2 separate regions of the Mus musculus genome follow, and region 2 is linked to region 1. A link is a contact called in ENCODE Hi-C or POLR2A ChIA-PET data. All regions are on one chromosome and are shown on one strand. The core of a region is the stretch at or near the end of the contact, and the rest is flanking DNA. Distances in the headings are between cores, read along the strand shown.

Region 1 (4,092 bases), core at 562-3,061:
GGGGTACTGGTTCTTCCCTCTGGGCATGCTGATGGTTGGGCTCTAATAACTGGTAACCAGGGCTTTAGAGACTCTGAACACATCTCGTGCGCCACCCCTGGAGAGCAGTGAGTGATGTGTGACTTGAAGAAACCCTGAAGTCACATGCCAGGCTTCCTCATCTGGGAGATGGAGGTAGTTAGATGTGTGTTGTGGGGTTGCTGCAGGTGTCTGCTGGGCTGTTGCTGAGCTGGGCTCTCAGCCCTCTTTTTCACAGATCAGGAAACTGAGGTTTAGAAAAGCTGTGATCTGCCACTTAACAGAGTTCAGACAGGAGCCAGCTCATAATCGCTGCCATACTAGGCCTGTACTTGGAAGAACCCATGTGGAGAGCACTGAGCTAGCTTTGGAACTTGTGTTCTCAGTCTTCCTCAAAGGGATCTTTTTCTGAGTAACAACACTGGCCTCTGGGAACTCTCCTAATCCCACAGCAGAGGCAATAGCTGACCCGTGACACGGATGTCACAGGGAGAGGGGAGGGATCAGCAGAGAATTTCTGTTTGGAAATGTTATCTCATGCTGAAGCGCTTGCTTTCAAGGGACTGACTCTGTATGTGGCGCCTGCTGTGTCCCCTCACTAGGCTGTTCAGAAAGCAGGTCCTCCACAGTCTCTCAGCCACATCCTGCTGGCTGGAGACCTGGGATCCATCTACTGTATCCTTGGGCGCAGAGGGAAAGTCAGGGCAGCACTTTGCCCCAGTCCTACCGACAGAAACTTGTGGGTGACATGTTCTGTCCCGCACAGGACGCCTCTGCTCCTGGCACGCTGGCAGCTCGTGCTGCCTGGCCCAGGGCACTTTCTGAACTGAGGCCCCCACTGCCTCAGGTCCGCATTACATCTGCTTCTGCTGTAGCATAACTCTAGCTGGCTGGGTGTGCAGGAGTCCGGAGCTTGAACACAACTTGCCCAGTCCTACACTGCCCTGCGACTCTCAGCCTGCTGCCCTTTCAAATCCGCACCTACACACATGCACATACCCGGCTACCAGCCTGTGTCCGACAGCCAAACCGGCTCACCCCAGAGGCTCTTTGTCTGAAAGAGGTGAGTGGAGCTCACCGATGAAGTCCTCAACATCCCAGCCCAGTGTGCTTGTGCCTCTACACCACCCTGCCCAAGTATTCACAGTCCTCTGCCTGGTCAGATGCTTGATTCAGCTCTGAGCAAAAGCAAGGTTTGACCCCTGTGGGGTCCAGCTGCACACGGAAGCTGGAGGAGTCAGGGTTGCCCGTCTCAAGCCCCTCTTCCCCTGGCTGCTGCAGTTGAGAGCTGACCCCTTACCTCTTCTCTCCTGCTTGGCCCTGGAGCAGCGCTTCACATGCCTCACGGTGCCATCAGCAGCACAGCCTGGCCGTGGCCTCCAGGAGAGGTCCCGAGTCTCAGGCTGGACTGGCCGCCGAGCAGCCCTGCCTCACTGGCCTCAGCTGGCAGCAGTCTATGCTCTCTGAAGCTCCTAGGGATGAGGCTGGCTCTGGTGTCACCGGGGCTGCTCCCAACCTGCTCTCCCTCACAGTGTGGTCCGCAGCTGCCTTAGTGCATGCTTCTTGCAGGTCCTGGGTCCAACAACACCACTCAGGGCTTGGGGTCCATCCCCAGGCCGACAGCAGCAGCCTCAGTTGAACTCCCAGGTCCTTTGTGGAGCCTTTACGTGCCGCCAGAGGAAACTGTGAGCACAGCCTGACCCTGGTTGGCTGCAGGCACTTCTCTCCGCCCACCAGTGCAAGAGGATCCCCCAGGCCCCAGAAAAGCTCTGGGCCTCCCCTCAGCTCCAGACAGGGGCGGGCCGCCTGGTGATGTCACACTAGCTCCAGCCCCAGCTGGCCCAGCCCCTCCTGCCTGCTTTGGCGGCCTGGGCGGGGCCCCCTCCTTCTTTGGCACAGGAAGGCTGGCCAGCTCTGCTCCTGGCTCACCAGCCTGCTCCACTCCCTGAAGGCTGACGTTGCTGGGGTGCCCTGTGTAGGCAAAGCGCTTCCACTGGACTCGGGTAACGGACTTGAGCAGCTGCGGCTGTGCAAGCAGCTGCTTGGGAGGCCAGGGAGCCCTGCTCACTCTTTCTGTGGATTGCCTTACTAAGTGTTCAGCATCTTCTTTCCAAACCACTTCATCCCTGCAGAAGGCACTGCTAATGTGGCAGTGGGGTAGGACAGTGAAAGTACCATGACTGGGTTGGGAAACTAGAGGAAGACTGTTTGCCACTCCCTGAGCTTCCTTCTCTACAGCATAAGTGAGCCACATTCCAGCAACACTGCCAGGTTCACCAAGGTCACCTGGGAAGGTCCGGTTACAGGATCAAGGACGGTGTGCCAGGTGGGCAGGTGGGCTGGACTTAAATCCAAAGCCCCTGCTATGTGACCCTGCCAGCCTTAGTTCTCAGCTGTGACTTGGGTGAACACGTGGTAGAGTCCCTGGGAGCTGTCAGTTGTGAATGGTCAAGAGAGTGGAGTGAGCGCTAAGACTGGTGGCTCCGAGTAGAGAAGGACAGGGCCTTGGTGCCTAGGCCACATCCTTCAGATGCATCAGGTCTGTTGAGCTGGCAGTAGAAGGCCACTGGCATCCTGCAGGGGTGTAGAGAGGGGGAGACCCCAAGTCCCATGCACAGGCTCACCCACTGCTTGATATTAGTGATGTCTCTTCTTTGAAAAGTGTTAGTGGTGGTGGTAACATTTAGGTACGAACTAAGAGGAAACTTTAGTGGCCCTCTCTTACAGCAAGTCAACATGGGATATTTTCCTGATCTCTAAGGAGACAGACCCACTGTGGCTCCCTCTCCTGAGACTGCCACCTTTTATTCAGGAAACAAATTATTTTTTCTGCTTCTCCTCAGCCTACTTAGCCCCTTCCCTCTTCTGTCAATTTCTTCTGTTCCTAGAAGAAACTACAGACCTTAAGGGACACCATTAGCCAGAGAGCTGATCTGGGCTGGGCAGGAAGTCTTTTTCTACCAGGGAGTGATGAGCACCGCTCTGCTTTCTGCCTAGGACCTGGTCCGGGTCCTGTGGCTGAACACCACTTATTTGGAAGTGAGTCACCATATTCCGCAGCGTGGTCATACAGCACATTGAGAGGCTGTCCCCTTTCACTTATCTTCCTCGCATTTCTAGGATGTGTTTATGAAGATGCTACTATTAGCCAAAGCCCCCGTCCTCTGACAGCAAACAGTTGGGCTGGGAGAAAACTGCTGCGTGCTGAGGGTGAATCTTACAGGGAGATGCAGCAGCCAGGGCCAGCTGCCGGATGAAATCTCTAAGCCCAATTCCATAGGATGGCTCAGACCCACTAGGCAATCAAGTGGGGGGTGGGGGATAGTCAGGGCTAGGTGGAATAGGTGAAAGTGCTATAGTTGCTTCTTCAAAGATAGTCCCAACATGCCCCAGATTACCAGGAGATTCTGACACTCCTCCCATTGAGAGGTAGTATCCATTCTCCATCCTTACAAGTCTGTGTGTGGTACCAATTTGTACTGGTAACTCCAGTACCATGAAATGAAGGAACCTGATGTCCAAGGCCAGAGAACAGGTGGTTACTTAAAGGCCAGGTGACATCTGCTCTGTCCACTGGGACACCGCCTCATAGAGCCTTGAGCAAGCCAGAGCCTGAGAAATTGAGGGTTCGTAGCACATGGTAGATAGTACTGCCTCCACTGGCATGTATGCAACGTCGCCTCCAGATGGTTCCAGCCTCTAGCTACTGAATTACCTCACCTATACTTTACTCTCAAGCATACAGTCTCCCTGTCAGGGTCCTGGCTCTGAAGGAGAGAGAGAAACCATCCCACTGTGGCACATCTGAATTCCTGGCTCACAGCTTAATGGAATAGTTATAGACTATTTGAGTTTTGATGTCATTTGTTAGACCACAGAAGTAACTGGAGAAGACACTGGGGCAAGAACAGTTATATGGTGCTCTTGTATTTTGTTTTGTTTGAGTCTGGATACTATTACATTGGCTGGCCACAAACTCAAAATCCTCCTACCTAAGCCTCCTTAGTGGTGGAATTACAGACACACACCACCATACCCAGCCATGAGGTGTTCTTTTAGTGGAGCCGAGAGAAC
Region 2 (4,092 bases), core at 443-2,942, 85 kb after region 1:
GTAAGACAAATAAAGGCTTTCTTCCCTAAGGTGCTTTTGATCACAGCAACAGAAACTGAACTAGAAATAGATGGCAAAGCCATCCTTACTTAAACTCAGATGAATTTCCACACCCAACTACAGTGCAATGTTACAGAACTCAGATGATGCATCCGACTCGGGGAGGAAATGAGGGGTGGAGGTTAGAGCTGTCACAAAATTGGAAGGTTATGAATGAAAACCTGAACCCACAACTGGTAGACAACCAAAGCTCCCCTCAGCCTCACTGTGTCAGACCACAAACAGCCACCAGGAGACAGTAGTACCTCCTTTTGCTGACTGGTTAGATCCTGAGGTAGCGCAAACCTCATGGTGGACCCCAGTTCAGGCAGGAAGACCCGCACCATCCAGGCACTCCTGAAGTGAGAAAGAGGCGACATGGGCGGGGCTAGATAGGCGGGACTTGTAGGCGGGGAAGCTAGAGGGCTCTTGGGGTGGAATAGCCAAGGGACGAGAGAACAAAATTGCTCTAAGTACAGACCTCAGCTTCAAGAGAAAAGAGGCGGAGCTCCGGGGTTGGGGGCCATGCCTGTGGGCGGGATGTGGAGAAAGGCGGCCCCCAAAAGAAGGCGGTGCTACGATAGAAAGGACCAAGAGGTGCTGAGGTGAGGAGGGTCAGCAGAGAATCCAGCAATCGGAGCTGTGGAGCGGCGGGCCGATAGAGCGCTCTGTGCTGGAGGGGTAGGTGGGAAGGGCCTAGATCTGTGGGAATGGTAAGGAGCGGGAGTGATGGGCCGTGGACCCGACGAAGTTGAGGATCCAGTGGGCATTGGGAGCCTGCGTGCGCTACACAGAAGAACGGAGGGAGCGCGGGTAGAAGATCTTGGTGAGGCCAGTTCAGGAGGGGCGTGGCTGGAGCTGGTGTAGAGGCAGGGTGGGGCCTGCACTGGTCTGAGAAGGGCCGGAGAAACGGAGATCGTTAGCTCGGGGCGTGGCCTGTGCCCAGACTAGGGAGTGAGGTGGGTTTGGCTAAGAGATGGGGCGGGCCCTTGGCAAAGCTGAAGGGCAAAGGGACTGACTGGATAAGGGTTTGGGGTGGGGCCTGAGCCCACTGATAGGTAAGGCTTGGTACTTGGGGCGGGGCACGGGTGGAGCCTGAGCAGAGCTGAGAGGAGATCTGCGTGATTGGGGCGGGGCAAAGGCGGACAGGGGCGGGACCTGAACCTAATTCAAATAGACTGGGTTGGGGCGGTGAGGGGGCGGGGCCTAAACCCAGCTGAGTGGTGAGGGAGGATCTTCTAGATTAGGGGCGAGGCAGGGGGAGGGCCAAGGCCTCAAAAAGGACCAAAGGGAGTGGATTCGGTAGGAGATCAGGGAGGTTCCGGAGACTAGCTCCGGAGAGATGAGGCAAACTTCGCTAGGCTAGGGGCAGGGCTTAAAGCCAGAGGTTCGGAAGAGGCGTACCTGCTAGAATGGGGGCGGGGCAGAGGTGAGGCCTAAAGCCAGAGGCGTGGTTAGGCCGTTAGAGTAGGGGCGGGGCCTAAAGCCTCAGGCGTGTTCAAGGGACCTGATTAGAGTAGGGGCGGGGCTTGGACCCCGCGAATAGTCTGAGGGCGTGGTTAGGCTGGAGTTCGGGGCGGGGCCTGAGGTCCCAGGCTGGGCTGGAGTTTGGGGCGGGACAGAGGCGGGGCTTGGGTCCGGTGAGGGGTGCGGGGCGGGGCGTGGGCTGCGGCGCGCTAGCTGAGCGTCCGGCCGAACACCGCCGAGGCCCGAGCCCACCCGAGTGTGCCCGAGCCGTCGGCCCCCGCCCGGGGCGATGGAGCAGGAACCCGGCGGGGCTGCCGCTGCGCTCCTGCGGCAGAAGAGGGCGGCGCTGCGGCGCAGGGGGTGCAGCTTTGAGAGTCCCAGGTACCGTTGCCCCGGAGGGGTGCAGCCTCTAGGGGTGGGAGAGGGGAGTAGGCCACGTGGGGGTTGGCGGTGTGAGGGGACAGAGTGTGGCGAGGCCGCGGCGTGGGAGGGAGTCGGCGCAGAGCCCAGTAGAGCGGCCGGGCCACGCTGAGGGAGTGCCCAGCGGGAGGGCTAGAGACCTGTGTCCGGCCGGCAGATGATGTGGACGTCCGAAGCCTCGGCCCTGTGACAGGCCCTGCACACTACGGCTCAGGGAGGTCTTGGGCTGTGGAGAACGCGACCTGCCTGCTTCTAAATGCTCAAGGACAAGGTCGGAACCCCTAAGCCCCCAAAAGGACACCCTTTAGGCTTCTCTTGCTTTCTATAATCCATCCTCGCACCCCAAGTGCCTGGCCACCTGCTGCCTATGGCCCCGCCCATCTGTGGTTGGGGTGGGGGGCACCCTGCATAGTTCCTAGGTCCTTTCTCTTTCCCAGGTTGTCCGTGCCCCTCCCGGACTTACCTTCCTTAACTGGCGCCCTCCTGAGGAACCAGCCTGGCCGTAGGTGAAGCTTGGCTGCTGCCGGACACGCCCTTCCCTTTGCGGCTCTTGCCCATGCCTATCCCCGGCTTACTCCCACCTCCAAGGAATTCCTTGTAACTTGAAATGGGTCCTGCTTCCAGGTGGACTCATTCCTTTCAGAATGACTCCAGCACCACCATCTGGGCCAGATTTTCATCAGTATTCTGTAATAATGGCCTTAGGGAGGGTATCCTGAAGCCAACCCCCTTCCTCCTAGCCTACTGCTGCCTGCACCCCTGAGTTTTTAATTGCCATAGCATGGGTAGGGACGAGGAAGAGAAAAAAGATGTAGGACTCTAACCTCCACTGAGGTGGAAAAGAGAGTTCATTTGCTAAGGCACAAAGCAAACCAGCCAAGATCCTTAAAGGAAGGTGTGATGCCCTTAATTGGCCTTTCTCAGACTCAGTCCTTGACACACTGCTCCAGCAGTTCTGATGCTGTGTGGTAAGGACAGATATCAAGGCTGCTCTAGCCGCTGCCCTAGCCTCTTCCCCATCACCACAGCTGCCTCAAGCCTGGCCCATCACAGAGCCTGAAGGGCTTGGGCACTCCTCCCTCAGGCTGTAGAACTGCTCATCAATTCTTTTTGAAAGTCTTTCTTGAACTCTAGGCTTAGCTTTGTGTGATCAGCACCTGGGCATCTGCCAAGAAGGTTCTAAATATTTGTGTGGTGACCTGAGTGGAACATTTCCCTTCCATAGGAGACCCAGGCAGCTAACAATCTCTATGGCTTGAGCATGAAGAATAGGAAGAGGTATACCAAGAGACTGGAGCAAAGAGAATCTCTCAGGTCTGAGGCAGCCTGCTTAGGACAGTGCTGCTACAGAACTTCCGGACATGAAGGAATGGTTCTGTAATGCAGCCCATGCAGTCCGGGAGCCACAGACACCTGTGGCTGTGGAACACCTCGCCAAGACACCTGAGTGTTGAGTTGTGCTTAGCCTTCAATGCAAGTAACCACATTGATCCCAGCACTACCCCCTCAGCCAGCATTAATTAGCTTTCTCAGGCTCAGTCCTTGACACATCTGCTCCAGCAATTCTGATAAGAGCCTTAGGAGGACTGAGAAATGCGTACCATAGTGGACAGTGCTGGCATAAAAATTAGACTTCCTTCCCCTTTGTCTTCATGACCATATTCTTCAAGAACTGAAATGACTTACAAGCCTCCAGGTGTTTTTGTTCTCTGATACACCATGACATTATCTAGTGGCTTGTGAGATAATTAGGATTAGCTTTTTTTTTTCTTTTTTTCTTCTAAAAATAATTTATTGAATGAAATTTGAAAATGCAAGAAGAACATAAACAGGATAATTAAATTATTTTGATGGTAGTATTGATGATATATAGTCTCATATAGCCCTGGTTGGCCTGAAATTCACTATGTAAATCAGGCTGTCCTGGAACTCACAGAGACCTGCCTGCCTCTGCCCCTTAAGTGCTGGGATTAAAGACCACCACACCCAGTGGATAGTTTATTGATTCATAATCCCACTATAGATATAATTGGCCTTTTCTCCATGAATATTTATCATTTTAATTGACTTTTCACTCAGCACATCATAAACCCTGGAAGCAATCCTTACATATTCCTTAAAAATTTTTTTTCAGTTGCTGTGTGATCTCCTACTATATGGATGTCT

The links. A loop is a pair of places that touch in the nucleus more often than their neighbours do. ChIA-PET counts read pairs that join two places held with the same protein, here RNA polymerase II (POLR2A).
Region 2: a map of T-helper 2 cell shows a loop between it and region 1 (2.3-fold over the local background). The contact joins the promoter of Garnl3 here to the promoter of Angptl2 in region 1. A Hi-C loop is called at or near these places in 1 of 37 maps with a recorded cell type or tissue (T-helper 2 cell). POLR2A ChIA-PET finds 5 or more read pairs at or near these places in 4 of 5 experiments (Patski and embryonic stem cell).

What each region holds. Positions count from the first base shown.
Region 1 is chr2:33,213,680-33,217,771 of GRCm38, reverse strand. Angptl2 (angiopoietin-like 2) reads right to left here and starts at 1,811. Exons shown (of 5, transcript NM_011923.4): 1 at 1,319-1,811. The region is part of intron 8 of Ralgps1 (Ral GEF with PH domain and SH3 binding motif 1); the gene reads left to right.
Region 2 is chr2:33,128,219-33,132,310 of GRCm38, reverse strand. Garnl3 (GTPase activating RANGAP domain-like 3) reads left to right here and starts at 1,692. Exons shown (of 30, transcript NM_001355200.1): 1 at 1,692-1,887. The coding sequence starts at 1,796.